3 separate regions of the Homo sapiens genome follow, and regions 2 and 3 are each linked to region 1. A link is an interaction called in ENCODE POLR2A ChIA-PET data of the cell type or tissue named here. Cell type or tissue: A673. All regions are shown on one strand. Each heading gives the region's core, and the rest is flanking DNA. Links, peaks and the distances in the headings are about the cores only.

What was found. Peaks named below come from ENCODE experiments on the same cell type or tissue, not always from the same donor. Only the 100,000 strongest peaks of a DNase experiment are listed, where the experiment ranks them.
Region 2: POLR2A ChIA-PET joins it to region 1 with 8 read pairs; 2 of 35 experiments call an interaction of 5 or more read pairs at or near these places.
Region 3: POLR2A ChIA-PET joins it to region 1 with 6 read pairs; 7 of 35 experiments call an interaction of 5 or more read pairs at or near these places.

Annotation. Positions count from the first base shown.
Region 1 is chr10:103,274,180-103,284,505 of GRCh38, reverse strand. It overlaps INA (internexin neuronal intermediate filament protein alpha), which reads right to left and starts at 7,368. Exons shown (of 3, transcript NM_032727.4): 1 at 6,230-7,368. The coding sequence starts at 7,294. RefSeq lists an enhancer at 6,349-6,953. In A673, for the core only: a CTCF peak has its summit at 6,922; DNase peaks (open chromatin) are centred at 5,505, 6,845 and 7,415; H3K4me3 peaks cover 1,548 bases; H3K27me3 peaks cover 752 bases.
Region 2 is chr10:102,871,241-102,881,566 of GRCh38, reverse strand. AS3MT (arsenite methyltransferase) reads right to left here. Exons shown (of 11, transcript NM_020682.4): 4 at 8,969-9,119; 5 at 8,334-8,470; 6 at 6,906-6,975; 7 at 4,532-4,613; 8 at 3,057-3,188; 9 at 2,576-2,718. BORCS7-ASMT (BORCS7-ASMT readthrough (NMD candidate)) reads right to left here. Exons shown (of 15, transcript NR_037644.1): 8 at 8,969-9,119; 9 at 8,334-8,470; 10 at 6,906-6,975; 11 at 4,532-4,613; 12 at 3,057-3,188; 13 at 2,576-2,718. Among named protein-coding and RNA genes, the nearest start is that of AS3MT, 6.9 kb to the right of the region's middle. In A673, for the core only: no CTCF peak of the experiment used is centred there; no DNase peak of the experiment used is centred there.
Region 3 is chr10:102,919,422-102,929,747 of GRCh38, reverse strand. CNNM2 (cyclin and CBS domain divalent metal cation transport mediator 2) reads right to left here. Exons shown (of 8, transcript NM_017649.5): 1 at 9,647-10,326. Among named protein-coding and RNA genes, the nearest start is that of CNNM2, 6.3 kb to the right of the region's middle. In A673, for the core only: no CTCF peak of the experiment used is centred there; no DNase peak of the experiment used is centred there.

The sequences.
Region 1 (10,326 bases), core at 2,706-7,705:
GGGATAACAGGCATGAGTCACAGTGTCCGGCCCCGGCAATTTACTGGTTTATACTAGTTTATTTTCTGTTGCTTTCCTCTATAACAGAGTTTTACAACTTTGGCAGTGTTGATGTTTTAGGCTGGCTAATTATTTGTTATTGTGAAATGCGGGATATTTAGTAACATCCCTGGCTAGATGCCAGAAGCACATACTTCCCTCTCCCAGTTGCGATAACAAGAAAACATCTCTAGGGCATCCCAGCACTTTGGGTAGCTGAGGCAGGCGAATCACTTGAGGCTGAGCTGAGAGAATTGCTCGAGCCCGGTAGGCGGAGGTTGAAGTGAGCTATGATGGCGCCACTGTGCTCCAGCCTGGGCGACACAGCAAGACCCCGTCTTAAAAAAAAAAAAAAAGACACAATGATTGGGGGTTATTTTTAAGAAACAGTCATGCAGGGCCGGGCATGGTGGCTCATGCCTGTAATCCCAGCACTTTGGGAGGCTGAGGCGGGTGGATCACCTGAGGTCAGGAGTTCAGGTCAATCAAGAGACTGAGACTATGCTGGCCAACATGGTGAAACTATGGTCTCTACTAAAAATACAAAAATTAGCTGGGCGTGGTGGCGTGTGCCTGTAATCCCAGCTACTCTGGAGGCTGAGGTAGGAGAATCACTTGAACCTGGGAGGCAGAGGTTGCAGTGAGCTGAGATCGTGCCATTGCACTCCAGCCTGGGCAACAAGAGCAAAACTCCATCTCAAAAAAAAAAAAAAAAAAAGAAACAGTGATGCAGATAAACATATCAGAAACCTCAAGAAAGTAAGTGTTGACAGGCCCTTGAAACTCCCCTTGTGTGAGAATGATAAAGCAATGGTGAAAGGTAGGGCTGAGACATCAGGGGGTACAAACTTCCAAATCAAGAGAATTTGCAGAATTAAAATTCATACCACCTACCTGTTCTATAAATATTGACAGGAATACTGCAAAGAGGAGTCTCAATTGACTGATGGGTACAGAACAAGGAATGACAGTCAGTAGGAAAAATACGTATTATACTGGACCGTGATGCATATATTTCAAAGTGTGTTAAGAGATCATGAGGCCTTAAAGAGATTTTTACCAAGAAATTTTACCTGATAGTTCCTATTTGAGGTTATAATCAATTCTGCTACTGACATAGAATCACTGACATAGACCCTCTAGCTACTGACAAGAGAATCAATATTACTGTGGTAAGAGGGAAAAGAGTCTAGAGTGAGGGAAAAAGGAGAAAGAAGAAAATATGATTATGCAAAGAAGGAGGAGGAATGCTATATGAAGATAAGAGGAGGATTTCATCAGGAACTTGGGTTGCAGTTTTTGCTCTGCCACTAACATCCATTGGACCTCAGCCAGTTTTCTACATTTTAGTTCCTTCCAATCTTCTACTTCTGCATACGGAAAGTTATGTTTACTCTTTTTCTAAGGTGTTCTGAGATCCTCAAATTAGGATTTCAATTTAATATATCTCACATATACATTAATATATGATGAGTCCATTATCTGTTAAATTAGTAGGCATCAGAACAGCATGGCACACAGGAAGAACTCAATAAATGTTAGTGATTTTTATTCTTGATAATATCATACCACATGGCCCTCTATCCTTTTGATGATATAGACAAATTAATCACAAGCCCTCACTATTACCAACCCCTTAGATAACTACGAAAAGTAACATATAACAACACTTTAATATTGGATAGTTGGAGGCATATACCTTAAAGCACCAGATTTTTTTTTTTAATAACAATTTTGAATAAAAAGCCTTTCTAAAGTGGCTTATACCACTCACAATCAGGACACTAAACATAATGCCACCTTCCACAGCAATTAAGGGTCATGATAATAATCAATTTTAAAAATAATTCGGTGACATCTTTTAGGTCATTCGAGGTATATCAGGCTGTTTAATTCTACCCTAAATGGCCCCAAAGTGCGGTGTTTGGATTAGTGTTGATGCTCATTGATTTTCTTTGTTCTGAAAGATGAACGGATCTGCTGCTGCTCATTCTTAACAATGCCTGACTCCAGTGGTCCCCATTCTCCATCTTGCTGCAGTCTTGAAACCAAATAAAAAAGCATTTTGAAATCGTGTTAAGAATGAATAGGCTGGGGGCAGTAGAGGTGCCAAGTTCCTAATGTTTGGCTTAGAGATAGATGATATGTCTCATCAGCAGGTTAATTAGGTCCTTGCTTAAAACATTATTTTTGTTTCACAGCTGTGTTTTCTGAATAAGAGGTGGTTGGGGAGCTGAGTTCTAGACAGATGAGATTTCCTTGAACTTCTATGTTGCAGATTTCATATATCTATTTTACAGATCACTGTAGAGAAAAGCACAACTTTGCTCCTTTCAGAAGGAAGTGTGCTGTGTTCTGACCATTGATTGCTCTTCAATGTCTGGTCTCTTTGTTTGTGCTCTCCTCCCCACATCAGGCTGTGTCTTGCATTGCCCTTCAGAAGCCCTGCCAAAGATGGCCTCCAGCTCGAGATCTGAGCAGAGCGCTGCAGTCTGTCCCCTCCCCCAACCACGCAGCTGCTGCCGGCTTAGCCTGAGGGAACCGGAGAGCGGCACGCCCAGCTCCAGCTGGGGTCTCTCCTGGAGGAGCTAAGACAAACGCTGAGCATCGTCTTAGCTCGTCTGAGCATCGCAGCCCGTGGCTGGAAGGATGCCGGGTGGAGTAAGAGAAATGAATGGCCACACTAACATCTGCAGTGGTGAAGAAGAACGACAGAGCTGTGGATTTCAGCACGTTTGGGGGCCCTGGGTCAGGGAGGCAGTAGTGAGTGCCCCACAGTCTGATTGAAAGAGGCTATTTAGAATTACTGCTCTGCATAATCAACTTGAGTGGGGACGGAGGATTTTTATTTGTGGTTCACCATGCGTGCTTTATTCTCACTCCTACCTTTCCTTTGTCCCCATCTTTTTCTTTCCTCCACCACACTCGAAAATCCTGTATTATACGTATCTCCGTAAACTACTTTACTGGAAGAAGTGGTTTAGATCAATGTACTCCAAAGTCAGTCTGAGGACCAACAGGATGCAGCACTTTTATTGAAAAATGCATATTCCCGGGCCCTACCTGTGAACTGCTGAATCCATATCTTTGGGAGTGGGCCTGATAATTTTTTTAAGCCCCCAATTGACCTTAGAGTGTCACTGGGTTTAGGATCCACTAGTTTAAATTTTTTTCTATAAAGATGCTATCATGGTAGCCCAGGTGACAGTAATACAGTAAGATAGGGAGGGGCAAACAAAACAAAATGAAACAAAAACCAGGTGGAAGAGCTTAAAAAAGATCAAATGTAGCTAATTTTAGAAATGGATCTATCAAGCTATGGATTTATATGCAGCCACTGTCACCTCCAGTCTCCAAGGGGCCAGCCCCTTCCTGCTATTTAATTAGGCTGTACTCCAATCTCATAATGGAGAAAAAAGAGAAGACTTGGCTTGTCTCCCTGGAGAGCATTAACCTGCGGTGATCTTGATCATTCAGCAAGGTCTTTCAAGGAAAGCTTCAACTTTCCAAGACTGACCACAGTAGAGGTCTGAGACCCTGAGTACCCTCCAAGAATGTCTTTGGACATCTTTAACAGAACTAGGACTCTAATGGTGCCGAAGTGGCTATGTAGGCACCAGCATTGCCCTATGTCAGAAATGGAAACCCCATCAGCTTTTTATGCAGAGGGGAGTTGCATTTGGCTTTTGAAGACAATAGCCTTAGCTCTTCCTAATCTCTTCTCTTGCCTGATTCAGACTCTCTCATCCACTATTGTGTACTTACTGTGTCACCGTGAATCATTTTTTACCCTTTCAAAAGTGTAAGAAGCTTTCTCTCCTTAAATAGGCTATCAGCTATCTGGGGCAGAGAAGATGGGACTTTAATGGGGCCTTCCTATGTTTCATAGAGGGTGCCAAGTTTGAAAAGAAAAATGGCCCTACCACTAATCTCTGTAGCAGAAGAAGGAGAACAGCCTCCCATTACTGCAGTGAAAGGTGGGGATGAGATGAGAGGGCAAGAAAACAATGGCTAAATCTCACTGTAGAAAGGGAGGCTTTTCACCTTGGTCAGCACTGCTAAGATTGTTAGAACAGTCAGAGACACCCTTGTGGCATCAGGCCGTTAGGATCTGCAGGTAAGACTTGAGCTCCACCTTAGCCTTAGGTCCCAAGGAGTAGGGAACCAGCTCTCTGTTGTCTGACCTCCTCTTCCACTCCCATCAGCAGGTCCTCTGTGGCTCTAAAGGCTCAAGCTGATGGGGGCAGCACCGCAGAGCTGCAGATGCTGCAGTTTCTCTGTTGTTGTTTTTTGTTTGTTTCCTGTAGACCATGTCTGGATGACGCTACCATTGTCTAATGATGAAAGCCTTTTACAGCAAACAAGCCAGGCAAAACTGTCACTACTTCTTAGAATGTATGGGCTATAACAAGCAGAGAAAATGGAGAAGCCCAATTCAGCTGGCAGCTCTGAGTAAGTTATCCTTTTTTTGTAGAAATACTGGGCTAGCCCTCCAGAAGACCACCTAGCTCGTACTTGGAGGCTTCTAGAAGAAAAAAATGAAGTCTCAATTAGCCAAATGTGATTAATTCAGGCCATCCAGGGGTTAGGGTACATAATGAAAAGTTCAAGTTATGGATTTTGAGGCAGAAATGGAAGTACTTATTTGAATGATAATGCAATACCAAACTAACCTAAACAGTCCAAGCAGGCTTTTTTCCTTTATCAAAGGAAGTTATTGTAACAAACAGCAAATACCTGCACATCAATAAGAATTCTTTAGCTTCTGATTAAAATGTTACTTTTGAGATTTCATTCCTTTCTTGGTTCTATTTTACCAATGTTCCAAGCCCTATTAATCTCACCAAATGTAAACTTTAATCCTAGCTAGAATTATTGCAAGTTTCTGAATTATAGTCATTCTATTCAAAGGAGCTTTTATTGTACCTTGAAACCGAACCACACTATTCCAATTCTTTTCTACACCTTCCATTTACCCTGTCCCCTGCCTCTGTGCCATTTGCGGTCATAATCCCAGAATTTCTTATATAGTAAAACTGAAGACACAGTGGCCTTTGTTGGGAAGAAATAGCCAATCAATACCATCACAGGAGCTTAGAGGACAGGGAAATATGGAAAAAATACATACACTAGAACAAAGAAAAACCATCTCTGTGACTTATCACATGCACTTACAATGAAAAAAATACTAACAAAACAGGAATTTTCAAGTGGGACCTCACAGCTGCTGAGCAAATTAAGTGTTTTTTGTTTAGTGCTAAGCCATCCATGAAAGCCAAAACTGATGTTGTCTATGAGGTGACCTTTGATTGCAGGTAGCCAAGACTGATGTGTTGGTGTTGCAGGAAAAAAAAAATCAAAGCAGTTAATTGCCTAGAGATTCATAACTGGGACACGAGACAGGAGAGACATAATTTCTGAGATGGGAAGAACTCGAGATCAGCACCGTGGACAGCGCCCCGACCTTTCACGTTTTGCCAACCGGCGAACGCTTTCTTAAGGAGGAAATGTCAGCTGGTGGACAAGGGAATCGTGTGTGTGTGTGTGTGTGTGTGTGTGTGTGCTGGTGGACAAGGGAATCGTGTGTGTGTGTGTGTTGGGGAGGTGGGTAGAGCAGGGTGGTTACTACTAGCTCAAGCATCGCTCAGCTTGTTGGCTCCCAATCTCTACTTTTTGGAGCGCGAAAGTCAAGAAAATGGGATAGGACTCTTCCCAGTTCAGGATCGCATTCTTCCTTCAGCCCTGAAGCAGACCATACTCCATAAATAACTTCTAGGGCGCACAGAAAGCTTTTCAAAGTCAACCAAACAAGCCAGATAGCCGAGACAGCACCGCCCACGTAACCTGCCCCGTTGGGCTCAGTCTTACTTTGGGTGGGGCACTGTTCTCCGGGTCGCCGGTGTGTGTAGGCCCGCTTGCTGACAGACAGGCAGAGTTGGGTTTTCGAACCTCAAATAAATTTAAGGGCTTCTTTGTTTGAAGGGCTGGGGCAGGGACATAAATGAGGGGCGTTCCCTAAAATTAACATTAAAGACTCCAGGGTTTTTTGTTAACCAGCGCCTCCAGCCGCGGCTCTTCTCTCCTCTCTTTTGCCCTCCCCTTAAGTCCTGGGGCCCAGTTTTACCAGAGGAAGAGGGTACGCGCGGAAGAGGGCAGGGCACCCCTCCCCACGCCCAGCCCCGGCCCTTACCTGGTAGCCAGCTACCTCGGCACTGTGCCGCTCCTCCAGCTCCAGGATCTGCCTCTCCAAGGACTCGTTGGCCCCGCGCAGGCCCTCGATCTCGATGGTGCGCGCCTGCAGCTGGCGCCGATACTCGTGGATCTCCTCGCGGCTGGCCCGGATGGCCTCGGTGCTGCGCGCCGCCTGCTCGTTCAGGTTGGCAAACTTGGACTTGTACCATTCTTCCGCGGACTGCAGGTTCTTAGCGGCCAGGGACTCATACTGGGCGCGGATCTCCCTCAGAGCCGAGGTCAGGTCTGGTTTAGCCACAGTCACGTCCACCTCGGCCGCGGCCTGCGACGACGCCTGCAGCGTGGCCAGCAGCTCGGCTACCTCCTCGTCGTGCACCTGGCGTACGAAGGCCAGCTCGTCCAGCAGCGACTCCACCTTCTTCTCCAGGTCCAGGCGGGCCAGCGTGGCGCCGTCCACGTCGCGCTGCTGCGCCTTCAGGGCGCGCTCGGCGCCTTCGCGTCCGCGGCTCTCCTCCTCGCAGCGCGCCCGCAGCCGCTGCACCTCCTCCGCCAGCCCGTCGCGCTCCAGCAGGGCCTGCGAGCGAGCCGAGCTGGCCTCCTCCAGCTGCGCGCGCAGGTCGCGCAGCTCGCGCTGGAAGAGCTCGCCGACGCGCGACGGCTCAGCGTGGCGCTGTCGCAGCGCGGCCAGCTCGGCCTCCAACGCGCGGTTCTGCGTCTCCAGCTGATGCACCTTCTCGATGAACACGGCGAAGCGGTCGTTGAGGCCCTGCAGCTGCTCCTTCTCGTTGGTGCGGATGATCTTGTACTCGTTGGTGCGCGCCGCCGCCTGGCTCAGGTCCAGCCCGTCGGACGCCGGCGGCCGGCGATAGGCCAGGCCGAGGCCGAGCGACGAGGCCGAGGAGCAGGCGGCCGAGGAGGCCACATTGCTGCGGGACAGCGACTGCGAGCGGAAGCCGCCCGCGCCGCCGGCCCCAGAGAGGCGGGCGGACAGGCGAGAGCCATCCCCGAACACCTTGCGGTAGGAGGAGGAGGAGCACAGGTAGTGCTCCGAGCCGAAGCTCATGGTGCCGGGATCGGGGCCGGACGTGCGGCTTCAACGCGAGCTACAGAAGAAAGGAGAGGTGCGGCAGGCAGGGCGCGGCGGGGCGGTGCGCCCGGCTTTTAAGGCGCCGGGGCTGGGGCGGCGCGCTGGGGGCGGAGCTCCTGCTCAGAGTCTGGCCGGGAGAGGGAAGGGGGGCATCCAGGAGTGGGGGCGGGGAGGCGCAGTGACTACCGCAGCTGCGCGCGCGACGACCTGGGGCGCCGGGACAGGGCCATCTGCATCGGAGTCGCCCCTTTCCGCAGCGCTTCTCCCCAAGAATCGACTGCTTCGGAAGTGACTCGAGCGGAGGGGTGCCTAAACGACTGAGGTTTCCCATCCGGAAACCACACAGCTCTGTCGCATCCCTTGACCCTATCCCCTCTTCTTTAACCGACTGGGAGGTTAGGGGTTTCTGGGAGGTGTCCCCTACACCCACCCTCATCCTGAGGTGAGGCGCACAGAAAGCCTTCCCGAGGGCGAGGTCGTGTTTTTCCAGTTACAGTGAGGACCTGCAGAGCGAGCCCTTGTCCCCTTCCTCAGGGTCCCCAAGGAGAAAGGTGGGAGATGCTACGTCAGAAAGCATCTCTCCAGCTGCCCCTCTGCAGCTCCTGGGGAGGCTCCGGGCGGAAAGATGTTCAGCAAGTGCCTCTCCCAGAAGAGAGGGGAGATCAGTAAAGAAAGTGACCCCGAGCTGCGGAGAGTGGGGAGAAGCGGCGGTACAGAGGGGAAAAGAGGCCAGACTTGGAGAAGCAGGAGGCGCTGGGAATTGCTGGGGCTCATCGTTAGGGCACTAAAGCATGGCACAGGCCAGGACCACAAGCTGCTGGAAAGGGGGCTGCAGACTTTTGTGTTTAGAGCATTATATTTTAAAATATTTCGAAAGGAGCATTTTTAAACCAGGAGATTTCACCTGTAAAGAAATTGGATTTCTGGCTTCTTCTGAAAATGGGAAGAGCTGGGATGCCCACAGTGGCAGAGGTGAGTTGCCCTTGCCATTTGTATAAGAAGTGTGCTCTCCTGTTCACTACAGTCCCTGCCATTCTCCACTGAATTACGCCCCCCTTCTTAATTCATTTACTTTACCTCTCTGACCCTGTGGGCATTTGAGATTTCAGTTTGTGTAAATCCAGCAGGGCAGGTTCTCAACTGGCTTCAGAGAGCCACTCCCTGTGCAGATCTCTTTTTGGAGAAAAGAGATCCCTGCAAAAAGATTAAACTCCAGGAGTGGGGGAGAGTGCTGGTGACTGAGCCGGCCTCTTCTGCCACATGGTAGGGTTGGTGGGGCAGGGGGTGAGAATCAAAGAATGGAATCTGAAAAGATGAAGGCTGGGAGGGGTCAGTGTGGCGTCTGTAATATGTACCCACTTGCAAGCTTCTAATATCATTCAGGATGTGGATATGGCTTTGGAGAGGGAGTAGGAAGACCTTTTTAGTTATATCCCAGAATTCCAGACTGAGGGCCTTTTATTGATATTGGAATCTTCAAGGACGTAGTTCTAGGATAAGTTTTACTTCATGGGGAAAGGGGAATATGCTTGGGACAGGCCACTAAAGGAAGGGTGAAAAGGGATCTTATGGGACTTTGGAGCATATCTCTTGGCTTTGTGCTTGATGTCATGGAAGATGGTCAGGCCCTGCCACAGCCTGCCCCTCTGGTTCCTCATCACAGACCAAAGCCTTGAGTTGGAGGGACTCAATTCTGAGGTCTTTGGGCTTAGAAAGACCTGGTAAGGTGAACAATAAAAGATTGCTAACACTGCTGAGTAATGATTGTCTGCCAGTACTTGTGCTGGCACTTTTGCATAGGTTTACCTCTGAACCATGCTTCAAGGTGGCCCTCACCTCCATCTTATAGATAAGGCACCGAGGTGCGGGTGCAGCACAAGGTCACCAGCAAGCAAAGACAAGCATACATTCTCTCTTCACTACATAATTCTGCTTAGTGCAGTGAGACTCTTTTTTTTTTTTTTTTTTTTCTGAGACGGAGTTGGCCGGGTGCAGTGGCTCACACCTGTAATCCCAGCACTTTGGGAGGCCGAGATGGGCGGATCACTTGAGGTGAGGAGTTTGAGACCAGCCTGACCAACATGGTGAAACCCTGTCTCTATTAAAAATATAAAAATGAGCCGGGTGTGGTGGCACGGGCCTGTAATCCCAGCTCCTCAGGAGGCTGAGGCAGGAGAATTGCTTGAACTCGGGAGGTGGAGGTTTTAGTGAGCCGAAATCATGCGACTGCACTCCAGCCTGGGTGACAGAGCGAGACTCCATCAAAAAAAAAAAAAAAAAGAGAGACGGAGTTGCGCTCTTCTTGCCCAGGCTGGAGGGCAGTAGCGTGATCTTGGCTCACCACAGGTCAGCGGGTAGGTGTCTGCCACAACATCTGGCTATTTTTTGTATTTTTTTTTTTTTTTGAGATGGAGTCTCGCTCTGTCGCCCAAGCCGGAATGCAGTGGCACAATCTCGGCTCACTGCAACCTTTGCCTCCTGGGTTCAAGCAGTTCTCTGCCTCAGGCTCCCGAGTAGCTGGGATTACAGGTGCCCACCACCACACCTGGCTAATTTTTGTATTTTTAGTAGAGATGGGGTTTCACCATGTTGGCCAGGCTGGTCTTGAACTCCTGACCTCGTGATCCACCTGCTTTGGCCTCCCGAAGTGCTGGGATTACAGGCATGAGCCACCACGCCTGGCCAATTTTTTGTATTTTTACTAGAGACGGGGTTTCATCATGTTTTCCAGGCTCGTCTTGAACTTGACCTCAGGTGATCCACCTGCCTTGGCCTCCCAAAGTGCAGGGATTACAGACGTCAGCCACTGCGCCCAGCCTGCAGTGAGACTCTTGAAGTCTTGTTAATTTCCATGCAGCACGGCCGGCTGCCGTGGCTCCTGCCTGTAATCTCAGCACTTTGGGAGGCCGAGGCGAGTGGATCACCTGAGGTCAGGAGTTCGAGACCAGCCTGACCAACATGGAGAAACCTGTCTCTACTAAAAATACAAAATTAGCTGAGGGTGGTGG
Region 2 (10,326 bases), core at 3,508-8,507, 400 kb after region 1:
GAACAAACTGTAACCCAACGAATTTTGGTGACTTGTTCAAGTTTACCCAAGTAATAAATAATAGAGCCAGAAAACATATACAATTCTGTGTTCCTCAGTAAATGAGATTAGCATCTAATGAGTAGCACGCCTTTACTAACTTACTAAATAATAGTATAAAATGATTTTTATTTAGTTAATTACCAGAGAGATTTAGCATAATTTTGTTCTGGATTCAGTAATCAAGTCAGCTTGGATCATTCACCTTAACTTTTCCTTTAGCAGCCATTTCCACTAGTTTCCATTAAGTAGTGTTCTATAAACTTTGATCCAAAGCAGAATCGATTTCTTTTCTGTCTTGTGACTTAAAGTTCTGTGACCGTGATGCATGTGAGTGTTCTGACTTCATCTGTTCCTCTAACTACACTGTTTCCCTCACCATGGCATTCATAGGATGAAACGAATGACTGCCCAGAATGAGAATTTGTCCAGATTATTCAGATAAACATCATAAAGCAGAATACATGAATAAATAAGTAGAACATAAATAAAATTCCAAAATACTCAATGGGAAATGACTAGTAATATAGGCTTTCAAGAGTTGGTACTTTTTAGCTATATTTGCAGATACTCTGGGATTTTAAGGAACTGAGAAAGCAGCAAAGTTGACTAAATTTTATATTTCTTGTCCTCTAAATATTTTGATAATTTCTGGATTGATGCAGTGATGTTTTTGTTCCTTCTGTATTTATAAATGAAACACCTTTTTTTAGTGTTTCTAAACCTAAAATCTACTTGGTTTGAAGTCAAGTGGTTGGAACACTGTTTGACTTTTATTTGAAGCATGTTGTTGATTGAAAATTTCATTGAGGAAGTTTTCAATCAGTGTGATCAGTTTGATTCTGTAATGAGCACAGCACCTAATATTTTGAGGAGCTCTGTTTTGAGGACCAATGCTTAACGTGGACTTCGTTCATAAACAATATCCAATAGATTTGTTGACTTGAGGTCTGGTTTTTTTGTTGCTTTTTTTCCTAATAGAATTAAGAATTCTAATGTTGAAATTCTAATGTTGAAAAACTGCCCAAATTTGTATGGGACAAAGCCTAGAAAAGAGAAATGTAGATTGCATCATAATCTAAATCATGGTATGATAGGAAAGGGAAAGTTTTGGTGCCATAATCTCTCCTTTCACTGGTGTTGGACTTAAATCAGTTAAAATGTATTTCTGTACCACAATTTATGCTTCAATAAAAGTTTGTCTAGTGACATTCAGAAAAAAAAATAAAAAACAATAATAATAGAGCCAGAATTTGAACCCAGGTATCTGATTCCAAAGCCTGAACTTTTCCATTTTGAGAAAACAAATCTTACTATGCACAGGGCAGTAAAAATGCCAATTAGTGCCATCATCCAACATTAAAATTTCTTAATTCCTTGACACAATTAAACAATTGAAATACTATTGTACATACTCCTACTCTTTTCCATCCTACTTCTCTATAGCCCTATTAATCCAATGTCTGAATGAGGCTTCTTGTAAAAAGTTTTCTTAGGTGTGTAATGGTATTGTGATTATGCAGAGGGATATTACATTCCTATGGGACGCATGCTGAAATATTTAAGGGTAAAATGTCATAATATCTGCAACTTATTTTCAATGGCTCAGCAAATAAATATATATATATATATACACATATAAACACACAAACATGGAAAAATGTTCTCAATTGCTGAAATATAGGTAATGCCTATGTGGGTATTCATTGTACTATTAACTTTTCTGTATTCAAAAACTTCTTTTTTTTTTTTTTTTTTTGAGATGGAGTCTCACTCTGTTGCCCAGGCTGGAGTGCAATGGCATGATCTCAGCTCACCTCAACCTCCACCTCCCGGGTTCATGCAATTCTCCTGCCTCAGCCTCCAGAGTAGTTGGGATTACAGGCACCCACCACCACGCCCGGCTAATTTTTGTATTTTTATTAGTAGAGATGGGTTTTCGCCATGTTCGTCAGGCTGGTCTCGAACTCCTGACCTCAGGTAATCTGCCTGCCTCAGCCTCCCAAAGTGCTAGGATTACAGGTGTGAGCCACCGCACCTGGCCAAAAACATTTTTATAATAAATATTGAGGGCTGGGCACGGTGGTTCACGCCTGTAATCCCAGCACTTTGGGAGGCTGAGGTGGGCACATCACTTGAGCCCAGGAGTTCAAGACCAGTCTGGGCAACATGGCAAAACCCCATCTCTACAAAAAATACAAATATTAGCCAGGTGTGGTGATGAGTCTGTAGTCCTAGCTACTCAGAAGCCTGAGGTGGGAGGATCGCTTGAGCCCAGGAGGTCAGGCTGCAGTGAACTATGATTGTGCTACTGCACTCCAGCCTGGGTGACAGAGCGAGACCCTGTCAATAAATAAATAAGTATTGGGGAAAAAATGCTTTTTTACTCCACTTGAAACACACACATACATTTAAACACACACACAAACAAACCAACACCAGAAAAATGGGAGGCAATGCAAAGTCAAGAAAAGATAGCTGGAGCAAGGGCAAGAGCAGAAAGAATACCAGAAGTCATGGAAATTGTTTTATTTACCTTAAATGTAAAATTGGCATCAAACATTAGTTCTTTTTCATGTCCTGTAATTCCTCCATTGTAAATAACTTGGCATCTCTTGGTTGGTCCTGTCTTAGAGTGTTTGAAGAGGCGAAATGTTGCAGAAACAAAACGACAGTCACCTAAAAATAGAATTTATTCACGGTTCATCTCCAGCACTCCCCCAGTTGTTGCCTTGCTCAGCAGACAAGGAGCAAACACGTTATAAAGATGATTTTCTTCCTTGCATGTCATCAGTTATCTTTCTGAGCACTTCACTCTATTTACTGAATGACTTCAAAGTGCTTTATTAAATATCAAAATTTTTGGGGGGTTACCATTGTACAGGAGGCAAGATAGCTATTTCCAGATAACAGAAAGTATCCCTCAATGAGACTCCTTCAGAAGTTACTTACTAATCACCACATTTCAATCATTCAAGCTGTAGTTATAATAGTCCCTGCTGTCTGTCATATCTTACCGATAACTCTTTCCAGTTCCTTGTTTTGAATTGTAATGAGATTGGCAGTGACCAAACGTGGAGGGCAGAACCCAATTTTTTGAGCAAGGACAGCAAGTTCCTTCCAGTATAAAGCACCACCCAGACACTCACCTAAAAAACAAACAACAACAAAAAACCACAGACCAGCCAACACTTAATACAGTATTAAGGGAACTATTCTTCTATATAATTAATTAGGACATGGTATTAGTTAAAACATAGATCCTAGCAGTAGAAGCTAACTTGAGCATCCCTCCAAGGTCTAGAAAGCCATGGTTAAGACTGGGTGTGCTAGCTGATGGTCTCTAGGAACCATTCTTCAGGACACTCACTGGTGGATTGGTTCTACTCAGCTGCAAGCATAATATTCATGTATGCAGTACGCCACATTCTGAAAAGCACTGTTATGTGAATAAAGTAGTATAAAAAATAAATCATAGGCCGAGCGCGGTGGCTCATGCCTGTAATCCCAGCACTTTGGGAGGCCGAGGTGGGCAGATCATGAGGTCAGGTGTTGGAGACCAGCCTGGCCAACACAGTGAAACCCCATCTCTACTAAAAATACAAAAATTAGCTGGGCATGGTGGCATGCACCTGTAATCCCAGCTACTTGGGAGGCTGAGGCAGGAGAATCACTTGAACCCGGGAAGTGGAGGTTGCAGTGAGCCAAGATTGCGCCACTGCACTCTAGCCTGGGTGACAGAGCGAGACTCCATCTCAAAAAAAAAAAAAAAAAAAAAAGAAGTTATCACTGGGTTATATGATTATAAGTAATTTTTTTAAGAGATAGGGTTTTACTATGACACCCAGGCTGTACCTGAACTCCTAGGCTCAAGCAATCCTCCTGACTCAGCCTCCCAAATATCTGGGGTTACAGGTGTGTGCCACTGTGTCCAGCTTAGTAATTTTTTCTTTTTTTTTTTTTTTTTTGGCACTTTCCAACTTGTTAACGGTACCTATTTATTATTACATAGTAAGAATAAAGTTAATATTATTTTAAGAATAAGAACTTTTGATTTCATAGACTGATGAAAAGCATGCATTTATCTCAACTTCCAGACTATTAAAATGATAATAAAGGAATAAAGAACACAATAATGATGAGAACATAAGGGGACTAAGAGGACACCAGCTTGGGAACAATTGTCCTCATTTCCACACTAGAGTTTTCAAAGTATTTTTCCCATTCTTTATCCCATTTAATCTTCATAACAGCCCTATAAGGCAGATTGTATTATTATTTACATTTTACAATTTGGAAAACGATAACTCAAAGAGATGAATTAAACTATCCAAAGCCCTATCACTTTTGAATGGCAGAGGAAGAATGGAACCTTGGCCTCATGGCCTAACCCCATGTGATCTCATATAGCCTCATCCTGGCTATTAGCAGAAAGGAGTTCTGCACATGTACAACCATCTGCCTTAATACTAAACTAAACAAAATCACCTACCCCATAAAACTTTGTGTGTCCTGATTTCTTCTGGCAGTTCAAGGCTCGTATAGACGTCACTGAAATATAACTCCCCACCATGCTGAAACAGAGGCATATTAGTCCAAACAAGATGATTAATGATTACATTGACCCCACATAACAAAGAAAGGAATAGGGGAACAAAATCAAATTTAAAAATCAATAGCAATGTTTAAGCTGACCCTTTGTGAACAAATAGCAGCTGCCTCTTTAGTTACAATCAATAGTCAAGTGCCAAGGTTTTTTTTCCTCCCAGTGGCTTATCCAACAGGTAATAAAATCACATTCTAAGAGTGTCTGTCTCCTAAATAAAGATTTTCAGGTTACTTACATTTAAATTTTTAGCCAATCTGAACCAAAAGCAGCCCCAGGTCATTGTAGAACAGAGGATATCATCAGTATTCATAATCTTTTATCTCTTAAGAATAGTATAACTTTGCCAGGTATGATGGCTCAGGCCTCTAATCCCAATGACTCAGGAGGCCGAAGTGGGAGGCTTGCTGGAGGAGAGCAGTTTGAGACTAGCCTTGGCAACACAGCAAGACCCTCTCTCCCATATAGAAATTTAAAAACTAGCTGGGCATGGTGGCATGTGCCTGGAGTCCTAGCTACTCAAGAGGATTGTTTGAGCCCAGGAGTTAGAGGGTACAGTGAGTGTCACTATCTGGACCCCTCTAACTCAGGAGTTAGAGGGGTACAGATAGTGACACTGCATTCCAGCCTGGGTGACAGCAAGACCCCATTTCTATTAAAAAATATAACTTTTTGTAATGTTGTTATTTACTTTTATAACAACACATTTTATCTTTAAAATATTATCCTTAAAATGTAAGGCAAATGAGTGATCAGGAACTTAACATTTTATTTAGCTAATTTCAAAAACCTGGAAACCTGGAGATCTAGATTCTATAATAGTGTTTCTACCTTTTATAAGTACATTTTTGGTGGAGATAGTGAACTGGCGTGTAAAATGACATACTAACAAAGACATCACTAAATCATTAAATCATTTCTATATAGATATTTGTATTTGAGTTCTATGACAGCTTTGTAAACCAAAAATCTCAAAAATCTGTTGTCAATTTAAAAAAAAATTTTGGCCAGGCACAGCGGCTCATGCCTGTAATCCCAGCACTTTGGGAGGCTGAGGCAGATCATGAGATCAGGAGTTCAAGATCAGCCTGACCAATATGGTGAAATCTTGTCTCTACTAAAAGTACAAAAATTAGCTGGGCATGGTGGCACACGCCTGTAGTCCCAGCTACTAGGGAGGCTGAGGCAAAAGAATTGTTTGAACCCAGGAGGCGGAGGTTGCAGTGAGATGAAATCCTGCCACTGCACTACAGCCTGGACAGCAGAGTGAGACTCCATCTCAAAAAAAAAAACATTTTTTTAGAGGCAGTGATCACACTATATTGCCCAAGCTGCACACAAACTCCAGAGCTCAAGCAATCCTCTTGCCTCAGCATCCAAGTAGCTGGGAGTACAGGCATGTACCACCCACCCAGCTAGAATCTTTTTTTTTTTTTTTTTTTTTTGAGATGGAGTCTCGCTCTGTCTCCCAGGCTGGAGTGCAGTGGCACGATCCTGGCTCACTGCAACCTCTGACTTCTGGGTTCAAGCTATTCTCCTACCTCAGCCTCCCGAGGAGCTGGGATTACAGGCACGCACCACCACACCCAGCTAATTTTTGTATTTTTAGTAGAGACAGAGTTTCTCCATGTTGGCCAAGCTGGTCTCAAACTCCTGACCTCAGGTGATCTGCCCGCCTCGGCCTCCCACAGCACTGGGATTACAGGTGTGAGCTACCGCACCTGGCTGAATATTTCATCTACTATCATGAAGATACACATCTCATGATACAATGAAGGCTGTGGAGCTCCTGCAAGCTTTCCTTTTAGCAAGTAGTTAATGTAAAAGTTCCATCTTCTGTAACTTCCCAAAGATCTGAAATCATGACAGATAAGAAATCAGAAGCCCTGAGAAACACTGTACATGCTAGAAGAGAGTATATTCAAAGCAATCATTAGTAGTCAGTGCAAAGATTCCTATAGCTCCACAGATGCTCTTCTAGGATCATGTACAGCAGCAAATAGGAGAGACAGTCAAGAAAGCAAATACCTTAACACATTCAGTGACAACTGTCACCTCGGATTTACTACCTTTTGCAACCTAAGAGGGAAAGTAATCCATATCCGGGGTATTCCTGCCCCTTCCCCCTTTTGCCACCCCTTATTCATTTAATGGATAAATTAAGAGAGTTTGAGCTCTTAGTTCAAGGGGGAACAAACAAGACTTAACCCATCAGCTCTTACTGATGTTCAAAGATAATTTATCTCACTCTCCTCCTCACCTTCAGCACCCGATATGCCTCCTGAAGCACTTGTTGTTTATCAGGCACAAGGTTAATAACACAGTTTGATCTAAAAGAGAACAGATGAAATGTCGAGCAAATCTTCACAACACTCAGAGATCTGCAAATCCTTTCAGACCCTAAAGGTGGTTCCCACCGTTCTGTCAAAGCTACCCCATTCTTACCGCCTCCCTCCTCTCTTTCTAATGCCTTCAACTAAGCTTTTCCCCAAGATCAGAGACAGAGTGCTTAAAATCTCAATAAATTGTTAGCAAGTTTGAATGTGCAGAAAATAACATCAGGCATGATTCTTACTTGTTTCTGTCCTGATGTTCACCATGTAACAAGATGAAACCTCAGACCAGATGCCTACTGCACAAGGCATTTCTTTCTTTTTTTTTTTTTCCCGAGAGGATGTTTCACTCCTGTTGCCCAGGCTGGAGTACAATGGCGCAATCTCGGCTCATTGCAACCTCCGCCTCCCGGGTTCAAGTGATTCTCCTGCCTCAGCCTCCTAAATAGCTGGGATTACAGGCATGTGCCACCACACCCAGCTAATTTTTGTATTTTTAGTAGAGACGGGGTTTCGCCATGTTGTTCAAGCTGGTCTGGAATTCCTGACCTCGTGATCCACCTGCCTCGGCCTCCCAAAATGCTGGGATTATAGGCGTGAGCCACCGCACCTGGCCGGCACAAGGCATTTCTTATGCTTCACGTAAACAGGCTATGTTCCTCAAAGGCAGCTGTCACTTGGGCATGATTTGACAATAACAACTTGAGGGAAAAAAGGAAATAGAATCCTATAATTTACCATGAAAATATTATGAAAGATACAGGTCAGCATGTATTGTAGGAGCAAACTTAGTGGTCCTGCTGGTCTTTTGGGTTCATTGGTTTGTGGTTAAGTTTCAAGTAAGTTCCCTCTTGGTCTGGTGTGTTCTGCTGCTGGTGAGCTCCAGCAGCTCAAACCAGCTCTCTCCCATTAGTAAGCCATGCTAAGTTTAGTTTAACACCCTAAATGAGAGTCAATTCAGCAAACAGTAATAGTGACATCTCTGTGTTCAAAAGGAAATGAGGGCTGAGCACAGTGCCTCACACCTGTAATCCCAGCACTTTGGGAGGTGGAAGCGGGTGGATCACCTGAGATCAGGAGTTTGAGACCAGCCTGGCCAACATGGTGAAACCCTGTCTCTACTAAAAGAAGATTTAAAAAATTAGCTGGATGTGGTAGCGTGTGCCTATAATCCCAGCTACTTGAGAGGCTGAGGCAAGAGAATCAGTTGAACCCGGGAGGCAGAGGTTATCGTGAGCTGACATTGGGCCACTGCACTCTGGCCTGGGTGACAGAGCGAGAGTCCATCTCAATAATAATAATAATAATAATAAAGAAAATGGGCTATAGTCATAACAGTAAGAATATAGACCTACACAACAATATCATGGCTCTCATTCTTGATTCCAGCCTCTCCCAACTTCTCAATGTAGCCATGAATAAAAGTCACATTAGATGCCTGGAAGCCATATTTTTCCATGTGATAGTCAAGATACTTTTCAGCCACTTCCACCTAAAGTAAGAAAAATATAGTTTTGATAACATTTTGAAAAAAATACACAACTTTTTCCTAAAAATTTCCTATCACTAACAGAATATACTTCCCCTAGATTATTTTGGATAAACATACAAGATTCCTGTGGACACGTAGGATATACTACAACCTGGGACATAAACTCCCTGCTGCCCGTGCAGTTTGGCTTGAATAAACTCCTCATTCAATAACAAAATCTTTCAGGATAGATGGCAGCAAGAAGGGAAAGATCAAAGTCCACTCTATCGTCACGATATTCATATCAGAGCAAACCTCCGACTCTTGTGTTCGCCCAGAAGAACCCCTAATTGTTCAAGTTATCAGTTTCCAAGACAGGAAGCACTAGTGGCACAAATGAGCATTGCTAACTAGAAGCTTTCTTAAATTATCCTTGAAGAGCCACGAAGAAAACAACTTTATTTTTCAAATAATGCTTTTGAGAATCTTTTTCTCCTTGTCTTCCAAATCATGCCTCACCTGGCCTTTGGTCATGTCTATTCCAGTCACGTGTCCTTTTTCACCAACCAGCTGGCTAAGTACATAGCAATCTCTGCCACTTCCACTACCCAGATCCAAAATCCAGCAGTTTTCTAGATGCTCAGGGATCACCAGACCACAGCCATAATATCTGGGAAATGGAAAACACATATTTTTTCCCTGGAGACTGTAAGACATGAAACCACTAAATCTTATACATACTTCCCTCCTCCCTCCCTCCCTCCGTTCCTTCCTTCCTTCCTTCTTTCTTGCATCATTCACTCATACTTCTGATGTTTAGTCTCCACTGAACTGGACACCCATGAAGGCTGGGACTGTATCTGCTTTACCACAGTATTGTTGGGCATGTGCTAGGCACTAAGACTTCATAAGCCATCTAAAATAATGTGTTCAGGCTGGGCGCGGTGGCTCACGCCTATAATCACAGCACTTTGGGAGGTCAAGGCAGGCGGATCGCTTGAGGCAAGGAGTTGGAGACCAGCCTGGCCAACATAGTGAAACCCTGTCTCTACTAAAAATACCAAAAAATCAGCTGGGCACGGTAGCAGGTACCTGTAATCCCAGCTCCTCGGGAGGCTGAGGCAGGAGAATGGCTTGAACCCAGGAGGCAGAGGTTGCAGTGAGCAGAGATGGCGCCACTGCACTCCAGCCTAAGGGACAGAGTGAGACTCCGTCTCAAAAATAAATAAATAAAATAAAATAATGTGTTGAATAAATACATTTAATCATTAGCTGAGCTTCTAATTCAGGCCCAGGACTGCGCTAGTTATTGAGGAAAAAATGTAAGGTTTCTGTCCCATAGGCGTTTTTTGTTTTGATTTGTTTTGTTTTGTTTTGTTTTGTTTTGTTTGAGACGGAGTCTCGCTCTGTCGCCCAGGCTGGAGTGCAGTGGCGCGATCTCAGCTCACCGCAAGCTCCGCCTCCCGGGTTGACACCATTCTCCTACCTCAGCCTCCCGAGTAGCTAGGACTACGAGCGCCTGCCACCACTCCTGGCTAATTTTTTTTTTTTTTTTTTTTTTTTTTTTTTTTGAGACGGAGTCTTGCCCTGTCACCCAGGCTGGAGTGCAGTGGCTCGAACTCAGCTCACTGCAAGCTCCGCCTCCCGGGTTCACGCCGTTCTCCTGCCTCAGCCTCCCCAGCAGCCGGAACTACAGGCGCGTGCCGCCACACCCGGATAATATTTTTGTATTTTTAGTAGAGACGGGGTTTCACCATGATAGCCAGGATGGTCTCGATCTCCTGGCCTCGTGATCCTCCCGCCTCGGCCTCCCAAAGTGCTGGGATTACAGACATAAGCCACCACCCCCGGCCTTTTTTTTGTTTTGTTTTGTTTTG
Region 3 (10,326 bases), core at 2,346-7,345, 350 kb after region 1:
ATGGCCAAAAAGTGGAAACTGTCTAAATGTCTATCAACGGATGAGCGGATAAACAACTCAAAAGACTTGTTGTCTTTTTCAGTTGTTTATGATTAAAGAGAATGAAGAATTATTTTAAAACACAGTATTCTTACTCTAAGGAAAGTAGAACCTATAATAAATTGTTCTGTTTTCCTTAAAAATATATATGCATGTAGTCACCTTGTCAACTGCTAGGAAAATAACAAAGCTTAGGATTCAATCACAACAAAAAGGAAAAGAAAAAACCTACAATAACTAGTCACTTTTTTTTTTTTTTTTTAAAAAAGACATGCTCTTGCTCTGTCACCCAGGCTGGAATGCAGTAGTACAATCACAGCTCATTGCAGCCTCAAACTCCTAGATTCAAGCAATCCTTCTGCCTCAGCTTTCCTAAAAGCTTCCTAAAGTGCTGGGATTACAGACATGAGCCACTGCACCCAGCCTAGCCACTCTTTTTTTTCTTGTTTTGAGACAGAGTCTCGCTCTGTCGCACAGGCGGAGTACAGTGGCATGATCTCGGCTCACTGCAACCTCAGCCCCCTGGGTTCAAGCAATTCTCCCACCTCAGCCTCCTAAGTAGCTGGGACTACAGGCACATGCCACCACGCCCGGCTAATTTTTGTATTTTTAGTGGAGACTGGGTTTCACCATGTTGGCCATGCTGGTCTTGAACTCCTGACCTCAAGTGATCCACCCACCTAGGCCTCCCAAAGTGCTGGGATTACAGGCATGAGCCACCACGCCCAGCGAGCCTAGCCACTTTTAGATTTCAACACCAATAATAATTATAAGGACACACGCTAAAATGTCTCTCTTGACTATCAGGCTCCAGTCAAGAGAATGACCAAGAACAATTGCTATGGTTTGAATGCGTCCTCTCAAAATTTCATGTTGACACTTAATCCCCACAGTAGTGATATTAAGAGGTGGGGCCTTTGGGGGAAGTGATTAAGCCATGGGGACTCTGAACCAGCGCCTCATACAAGTGCTGGAGGGAACTAGCTTAGGCCCTTTTCACCTTCCATTTCTCTGCTATGTGAGGATGCCATATGAAGGCTCTCACCAGACGCCAGTGCCAGTGTCTTGATCTTGGACTTCCCAGCCTCTAGAACTGAGAAATAAATTTCTTTTTTTTTTTTTTTTTGAGACAGAGTTTCACTCTTGTTGCCCAGGCTGGAGTGCAGTGGCGCAATCCCGGCTCACTGCAACCTCCACCTCATGGGTTCAAGAGATTCTCCTCCCTCAGCCTCCTGAGTAGCTGGAATTACAGGCGCCCACCACCACAGCTGGCTAATTTTTTGTGTTTTTAGTAGAGACAGGGTTTCATCATGTTGGCCAGGCTGGTGATCTTACCTCAGGTGATCCACCCGCCTCGGCCTCCCAAAGTGCAGGGATTACAAGCATGAGCCACAATGCCCGGCCACCTTCTATTATTTTTAAGTTACCCAGTCTGTGGTATTTTGTTACAGCAGCACAAACAGACTAAGATAACAACCAAGAGCCTACAGAAAGAATTGTTATAATAAAAATACTGGTTAAGCACAAAGTGCCAGGTACTGTTAGAAACATTTATATATTTATTAGTACAATAATTCTTACTAAGTACCATATGAGTTAGAAAATATCCCCATTTTACTTTGAAAAAAACTTAGGGTTAAAGAGGATAAGTTACTTGTCCAAAACAGATCCAGGAAGAGCACATTGTTCTTAACCTTTGCATTAACAGATGCTATCCTCCCCACAGCATGTGAATTCAAAAAGAAGCACTCCCACCTCCGAATGACAGCAAGGGAGGGTTAAATAGGATGACACGAAGATCTCACCGTCCATTACAGCAGTGTTTATGTTCAGTCATAGCACTAATGTAACACAGGGAGAGGGTTTGGCATCCCCATTATCCATCAACATCTAAGCTAGACCACAAACCTCTAGTTCCTCCTTCGAAAGCCTGCCACCACCCCCTCCTTTTTTTTTGAGACAGAGTCTCACTTTGTCGTCCAGTGACGTGATCTCAGCTCACGGCAACCTCCGCCACCTAAGTTCAAGTGATTCTCCTGTCTCAGCCTCCCAAGAAGCTGGGAATTCAAGCACCCACCACCACGCACAGCTAATTTTTCTGTATTTTTATTAGAAACGGGGTTTCACCATGGTGGCCAGACTGTCAGTCTGGAACTCCTGACCTCAAGTGATCCACCTCCCTGGGCCTCCCAAAGTGCCGGGATTACAGGCATGAGCCACCACGCCCAGCCAACTGCCACCCCTTTTTATCCCTCTGTATAGACATCCTAGAGTTGCCAATGTCTGTGATGTTGAAAGAAAGAATGCTTCTTATTGTCTCTTCTTTTCAGTGTTGGTATGATTTGGGTTTCTTGTTTGTGTGTTCTGAGAAAAACAAAAAGAGATGAAAAGACAATACTTTAAAAAACTGTATTCAATCCTAGTGATCCACTTCCACATGTTTGAGTTTAATAGTACTCTTTATATGTCAAGCAAATCTTAATGAATTGAAAGTTTACTGTCAATAACATATACATACACACATATATATATATTTAGAGAAAAGGGCTCATTTGAAAAATATATACCACTTTATAAGTAACTACGCATCTAATTACACTCTACAGGTTTGCTCTTAAAAGTTTATGTAAGGCTGGGTGTGGTGGCTCACGCTTGTAAACATAAAATTTTATATTGAAAATAAAAGCAGGGGTCAGGCATGGTGTCTCATGCTTGTAATCCCAGCACTTCAGGAGGCCGAGGAAGGCAGATCACTTGAGCCCAGGAGTTCAAGATCAGCCTGGACAACATGGCATGACCTCGTTTCTACTAAAAATACAAAAAAAATTAGCCGGGCATGGCAGCGGGTGCCTGTAATCCCAGCTTCTCGGGAAGCTGAGGCATGAGAATGGCATGAGCCCAGGAGGTGGAGCTTGCAGTGAGCCGATATCGTGCCACTGCACTCCAGCCTGGGCAACAGTGCGAGACTCCATCTCAAAAAAAAAAAAAAAAAAAAATTAGCTGGGTGTGGTGGCACACGCCTGTGGTCCCAGGTACTCTGGAGGCTGAGATGGGAGGATCACTCGAACCTGGGAGGTCGAGGCTGCAGTGAGCTATGCTAGCTAGCACCACTGCATTCCAGCCTGGGTAACAGAGCAAGACCCTGTTTTGAAAATAAATAAGTAAAAGCAGGAAAACCCACAGAACAGTTCAGTCTGTTTTGTGGGTTTTCTTGGTTGATGATATTTTAAATTGTGTTTAGATTTGCTAATAATTAAAATTAACCAGCCCCTCACAATGGTTAAGAATGCTTCAGGAAAGATAGTGTGTAATCCCCATAAAAACCAAGAGAAAACGCAGACAAGTTCCTTTCCCGCTTCATCCAGCTCCTACTTAGTCAGGGCTGGTATTTAACTAGGGTCTCTCCTCACCTAAATGTCTATGCTCAGACTTCGGTGATCCTAGTAACGCAATAACTTCTACAAATCAGCATGATTCTCTGTGAGAATTTCACTTATATTATTTGTTAAAACTTGGGAGGTGTGTGGTACAGAGGGTACACAAATGCACGAATAGGACATGGGCTTCAAATGCTTTGATGAACATTTCCATGGAAATTTTACAGATCTGTATGTACTGTGAACAGAAATGAAAAGTCAAGGAAGCTTCACCCCCACAGTCCTAACCAAATCCAATCATCATTACTCTCACAGAAGAAATAATCAATGAGAAAACAAATCATTAAAGGATATCCAAAATAAGCTAAGTCAAATAAAACATCTTATATTTAATTACCTGAGGCTTCAAATAACCTAGGTATCAACACTCATTTCCTAAAATACCCTCCTAGTCTAACCACAACAAAGTAAAAAACTCAGTTAAACTAAGATAAAAATAAAACATAAAATTAAATAAAAATGAGCTCACACACTTGGACTTATTTTCTATATAATAAAATGCTTGTCAAAAATTGCTTGAATCCAGGGCATCTAACATATTGACAGGAAAATCACGAGACCAATAAAAACCAACGGTAACACTCACTATTTGTTTTTTCAATGATGCTGCTACCTTCATCTCTGAATAACTTGGGACCAGAAGACCAGCCTGCTGGAGCAGGAAGAACTCCAATCTAGAAGTCAGGGACATGGGATCTAGTTCAGTTGATGCTACTAGCTAGGTAGGTGGCCCTAAATAGGTCATTTACTTTGTTTTTTCTCTTTCTCAGGGTTTACTTTCCTTAATCAAGGGGCTGACTAGACCAGTTTTTCCTAAACTCACCTAACCATAAGAAGTACCCCAGGGAAACTGTAAACGACATGGATTCCAAAAGCTCTTTCCCAATTCAGAGGTCTCTGGGTGAGGCCTAAGACCTTACTCTTATTAAGTGACCCAAGTAAATCTTTTTTTTTTTTTTTTTTTTTTTTTTTTTTGAGATGGAGTTTCGCTCTTGTTGCCCAGGCTGGAATGCAATGGTGCGATCTCAGTTCACCACAGCCTCCGCCTCCCGGGTTCAAGCAATCCTCCTGCCTCAGCCTCCCGAGTAGTTGGGATTACAGGCATGTGCCACCATGCCCGGCTAATTTTGTATTTTCAGCAGAGACAAGGTCTCTCCATGTTGGTCAGGCTGGTCTTGAATTCCCTTCCTCAGGTGATCCACCCGTCTCAGCCTCCCAAAGTGCCTGGATTACAGGCGTGAGCCACCGCACCCAGCCCCAAGTAAATCTTATCATCAGGTAAATCTGGCAAACACTGGACTAGATAATCCTCAAGCTGCCTGCCTTCCAGCTCTGATTCTGTATTATCTGGATATTTCATAATAGTGTTCTAAAAACACACAAAATTACAATCATTTAATGTATGTTACTGCACAAAAATAAATGTACAACATCATGAAAACAAATATATCAGCTCCCGGTGACACCATTCATACCTTTAAACACTAATAAAAACATCTTCTGGCCAGGCATGGTGGCATGCACCTGTAATCCCAGCACCTTGGAAGGCTCAGATGGGAGGATTGCTTGAGGCCAGGAGTTCAAGACCAGGCCTGGGCAACATAGCAAGACCCTAACAAATACGTATAAAATAATTAAAAAAAAAAAAACAACTTCCTAGATTCAAGGCAAATACAACACTTAATTTGGTGAGAAAAAAATGTGTTTAATATTAAGCTCTCAGTATATTAATATGGAGAGATTTGCTGAGTTATAGAAAGAAATTACCTAATATCTTAGGTGAAAACTGTACAGTGCATTCTTTCCTTGAAGAACAACATTATCTGGTGATCCCACCTGTTACTAAGAAAAAGCTAGAAAAGAGGCTGGCTAAGTCCCTAGCAGCTGTAAATAGCATGCTCTGCAATACTGGAATGCAACTGTTATAAAGCTAAAAGAAAAACAATGAAACAGTAACTGGTTACAAATTCTTCAAATGCACCTCAGCATAGACAACTTGGTGGCCCAATCTTTTGTGAGGACGGTTTTGTCAGGTGAATGGAGAGCCTCTAACATGCTTTCCACACACAAAGGTGGCAGCCTTTCATTTTGCTTTTCCTTCCCCTACACTACATTGCTCTAGTTTTTCTAAAATTCTCATAATCCTCTAGCGGTATTTACTGAATTTATTCTCTTATTTAGACTTGTAAGTAACTACAAAACTAACACACACAAAAAAAGAGAAAGGTTCCTTGCATGGAATACAGAGAGCAGAGTTGTGTAAAGGATGCTCATTAGCAACCAGTTATACAGATAGATTCAAAAATGTAAATAAAAACCAAGATTAAAACACAAAACTGAGTTTGACCAATTACTATGTGACCCTTGCAACAGAAACAGATAAGAAACCAATAGTGAAACATGATTACATAATTTAGCTATGGGAAAAACAGCTGTAGAGCAGCCCATGGAAGAAGCACATTAGTACAGCACATTGTTAGTACAAAACTTTCCAAAATGAATCTTGATGCTGGATATGCAAATGCTGTCAACACAATTCTTTAGACTTAGGATCACACAGGCCAAAAAACTGTTTTAATGGCAAAAAAGGGGACACCAGTTGTTATGCACAACACCACAGAAGCACTGGGTTTAAAGCCATATATATGTTTAAACACATTTCTTTTCTATTGCCCAACAGGCTCTGAGGCAGTGTTGAGACAAAAGACTAAACCTCACACTCAGTAAAATAGAAATGTCAAACCAGGATCAAGGAGAGCAGCATAAGAGAGAGGTTAAGAGAGCAGGTTCTGGTGTCACAAAGACCTAAGTTAAAACCCCAAGGCACAAATTACTGTGTGACCTTGAACAAATCATTTCACCCAAGTCAATTTCCTCATTTGTAAAATGGAGATAATACTTCATTCAGCCATTTGAGATTTAAACAAGGTGATTCATATAAAGCCCCAGCCCCTGTACCTGGCACAGAATACATAGGTAAGTAATAATCATCACCATCATCATGATCAAACTGTAAAATCAGCACAATTACTGTCTCAAATAAAGCCAAGAGTTTCCTGGTAGCCAGAGAAAAAAGACAATCACAGTTCGAATCCAGCCTGGGCAACACAGTGAGACCTTGTCTCTTGGGGAAAAAAAAAAGGAAGAAGAAAGAAGACATTCACATATACTAATATAAAGGTGGCTTTTCTTCCCACATTCAGAACATTCTATTTCCTCCTCTTTAATAAAGAACAACTCAGACTAATTCTCTACAGCTATATACAGGAAAGTCTTCAATACAGAAGTTCTTAACTAGGAAGGACAATTTTGTTTCTTTTTTTTTTTTTTTTTTGAGACAGGGTCTTTGTCCCCAAGGCTGTAGTGCAATGGCACCATCTCAGCTCATTGCAATCTCCGCCTCCCAGGCTCAAGGAATCCTCCCACCTCAGGCCTCCCAAGGAGCTGGGACCACAGGCACACACCACCACGCCCAGCTAATTTTTGTATTTTTTGTAGGCACGGGGTGTCACCAGGTAGCCCAGGCTAGTCTCAAACTCTTGGGCTCAAGCCATCTGCCCACCTTGGCCTCCCAAAGTGCTGGGATTACGGGCATGAGCCACCATGCCTAGCCAAAAGGATAATTTTCAATGAGATCTGGATCTATGATCTAACTGGTCTGGGGAGTTACAATTGGTATTGTTGGGGTTGTTTGTTTTGTTTTGGGTTTTCTTTTGTAAATGAGGAATTTAGGAGAGAGGTAGAGGAAGAAAAAGTCTTCAAACCATTTAATACGCCGTTATTCAGTAGAGAAAAATAAAAGGTTGATTGTTAACACTGTCATAATTGATTTAGAAAATGAAGACATGAAAATCAGGTAAAATGTTTTAACTCAGACATAAAAAAAAGAACCAATATAACTGACAGTAAGGTTAAAGTAACCAAACTGATAATAAAAAAAAAATCCAAGAAAGGGAAGGTGAAAAAATCAATTATTCCCATAGTTTAAGTAACAAATATCCATTCTGTCCTTTTAAGATCATGGCTTAAATTTCCCATTTGCAACCAACTATCTTTGCCTGCTCTTCCGAATATGCCACTAGCTTGAATGTATGCCTTTAACTTGGACTATCTTCTTAACCAAATACATCATTCTAGTTAAAGACAAAAATTAAATCTTGTGCATTATTATTTTTCTAGAATTCATAGGGAAATATTAGTAATTCCATCATTTAAAGAATACATTTCAAAAAAATACTGAGTGGTAATTCTGAAGGAAAAACAGCTCCTCATGAAAATAAATCCATCATAGAAAAATTGTTCAAGGTCAATCAAGCACAAATTTCAAAATAATACGAATTTTGAAATTTTGAGTAAGGGCGGCATTAAGGAGCTGTGAGGTGAAAAACTAAATTCTCAAGGTAAAAAGATATAGAAGTGAAGAAAAGACTTCAGCAAGAAGTACAAACTAGTGTTATCAATTCATGAGTAAATGTGCAAAATTCTAAGTAATAAAAAACTCATGCAATAGATCATCTGTATCAATATTGGGAAATTTAGCAATAGAAAGACTTTCAGGGGCATTTCCAAACATCCCAATATATCTTTCTGTATTACAGATATTACTGCAAAATGAAAGAAGTTAGATGCTCTAATTAACAACTTAGTGGTGAAAGAATGACACCCCCAAAAGAAGCTATGTCACCTAGAGATACTGGACATTTTCTTTTTACTATTTAAGAAACCAGAAGAACCTCCTTCTGCTTTTAAATGCAAATTTACCAATCTTCAAAGCACATTCTGCCCTGTTCCTTTACATAAAACTTACTACAATGTGATCCTGTTCTAGAGAGGACATCATTCAACCAGAAAAATGGCATTAGGACAACCATACACTCTTTGAGTATGTTCAGATCATCACATCCAGTGAGCTGTCACCAGGTACATATCACCTTTTTCAGAGGAGAGACTACTACCAGTGATCAAAATTCTATTTGAAGAAGGGAAACTTGGTTTTGAGGACTATCAGGTCACGAAAGGTTACATACACATTTCAATACCTGCACATGCCCTAGCATCTTAATAATTCAAAAACTCAGCATCCCTTGGTTTTCAAATAACACTATTTACTGGAAACATTCAGAACTTCAATAATAATAGTACAAGTTGCTATTTACCTGTTCATTATATGGTCAAACGAACAAATATAAATGATGTACTGTATAAGCATCTTGGAACGGTGAGAGTTGACGGAGACATACTTCAACTTAATGTATCGGATGATCAAGGTGGAAAAAAAGAACACGTTAAACTGAAAGAGTCAAGAAATAAATAAGCCCCAATAGAGGGATTCATCCCACTGTTAAAGGTTCAAGCTTTCTGCCAAAATCACACTTGGTTTGGGCAACTGTAACTGTTGTCAGATAAATGTAAACAAATAGTGAAGAAGGCTACGGGACATACAGCCTCTTCACAAAAGGCTGGCTAACCTCTAATCTTTCCAAGTTACATATTAATAACTTTAATTTAAAACAACAACAACAACTCTTTTCTAGCTAAGAGAAGTCACATCCAAAATGGGTGATTTTTTTTGGCGATACTTAGTTTACCCCACCCCTTACCCTCAAAGGCAGACCTCAATCTTCCCCACAAGTTGCCAGGCAAGCAGGAACAGAAGCTATAGAAAATGTACTTCGATCTTTGAAAGGCCAGTGTGGATGTTTAAGGAGGAGAAAAAGGACTGCACTGGGTTTACAAAAGCTAGTTACATGTTTTCCAAATGCCTGTGATTAAAGTCCACCAAATGGCATGGCATCAGCCAGCCCCTACCTTCACCTACTCACTGAGAACCCAGACAATGAAGGCGGCAGACCCCTCAAGAACAGAGGCCCACACACGGGACCAAAAAAAAAAAAATAAATAAGTGTCATGCACAGAAATTACACAGCCTGCTTTTTGATAATGGGAAAAAGTAAGTGATGGCAGTCTTGTGCTTTAAAATAACCTAGTAGCACTTACTAGTTCAATCCATCCCCAAATCCACGCCACCCTTTCAACTTTGCAATTAAGAGGGAGAAGGAGAAATCCCGGTCAACTCGCCTTGGGGGGTTGGTCTGAGGGTAGAGGACTCAAGTAGGGAGGAGGATGGAGAGAGAAAGAGCAAGCCAATGAAAGAGACCAAAATTTCCCACCTTTCTTAAATTCTTCCAGCATAGCGTCCAACTTGGTGTCATTGAAAACAAAGTGCAAGGGGTGGTTATAAAATTTGGTGATGGTTTTCAGGGGGGTACAGTCATCGGGATCCACGAAGGCCAAGTCTTTGACAAACAGCAGGTCCACGATATTGGAGCGCTCCCCTTCAAACACTGGAATGCGGGTGTAGCCGCTCTCCATGATCTCAGACATGGTGTTGAAGTCCAGGATGGCTTCGCCGGTGATCATGAAGCAGTCCCGGAGTGGGGTCATCACGTCCTCCACCGTCTTGGTGCGGAGCTCCAGCGCCCCTTGGATGATGTTCAGCTCCTCCTTAACGAGGTCGTTGTAGGGATCGGTGACCCGGAGCATCTCCAGCAGTTTTTCCCGGTTATAGACGGTGCCTATCTCCTGGCCCAGGACGCAGTCCAGCAGCTTGCTGACCGGGTAGGAAGCGGGGAAGGTCATCATCATGAAAAACTTGGTGAGGAAGATGGTGTTGGCCCCCACAGCCAGGCCATGCCGGGAGCAGATGGCCTGGGGCACGATCTCTCCGAAGATGACGATACCGATGGTGGAGACTACCACGGCCACGAGGCCCGAGCCGGCGATGTCGTCGAGCAGGATGGTGAGCGTGGTGTTGACCAGCACGTTGCCCAGCAGCAGTGAGCACAGCAGG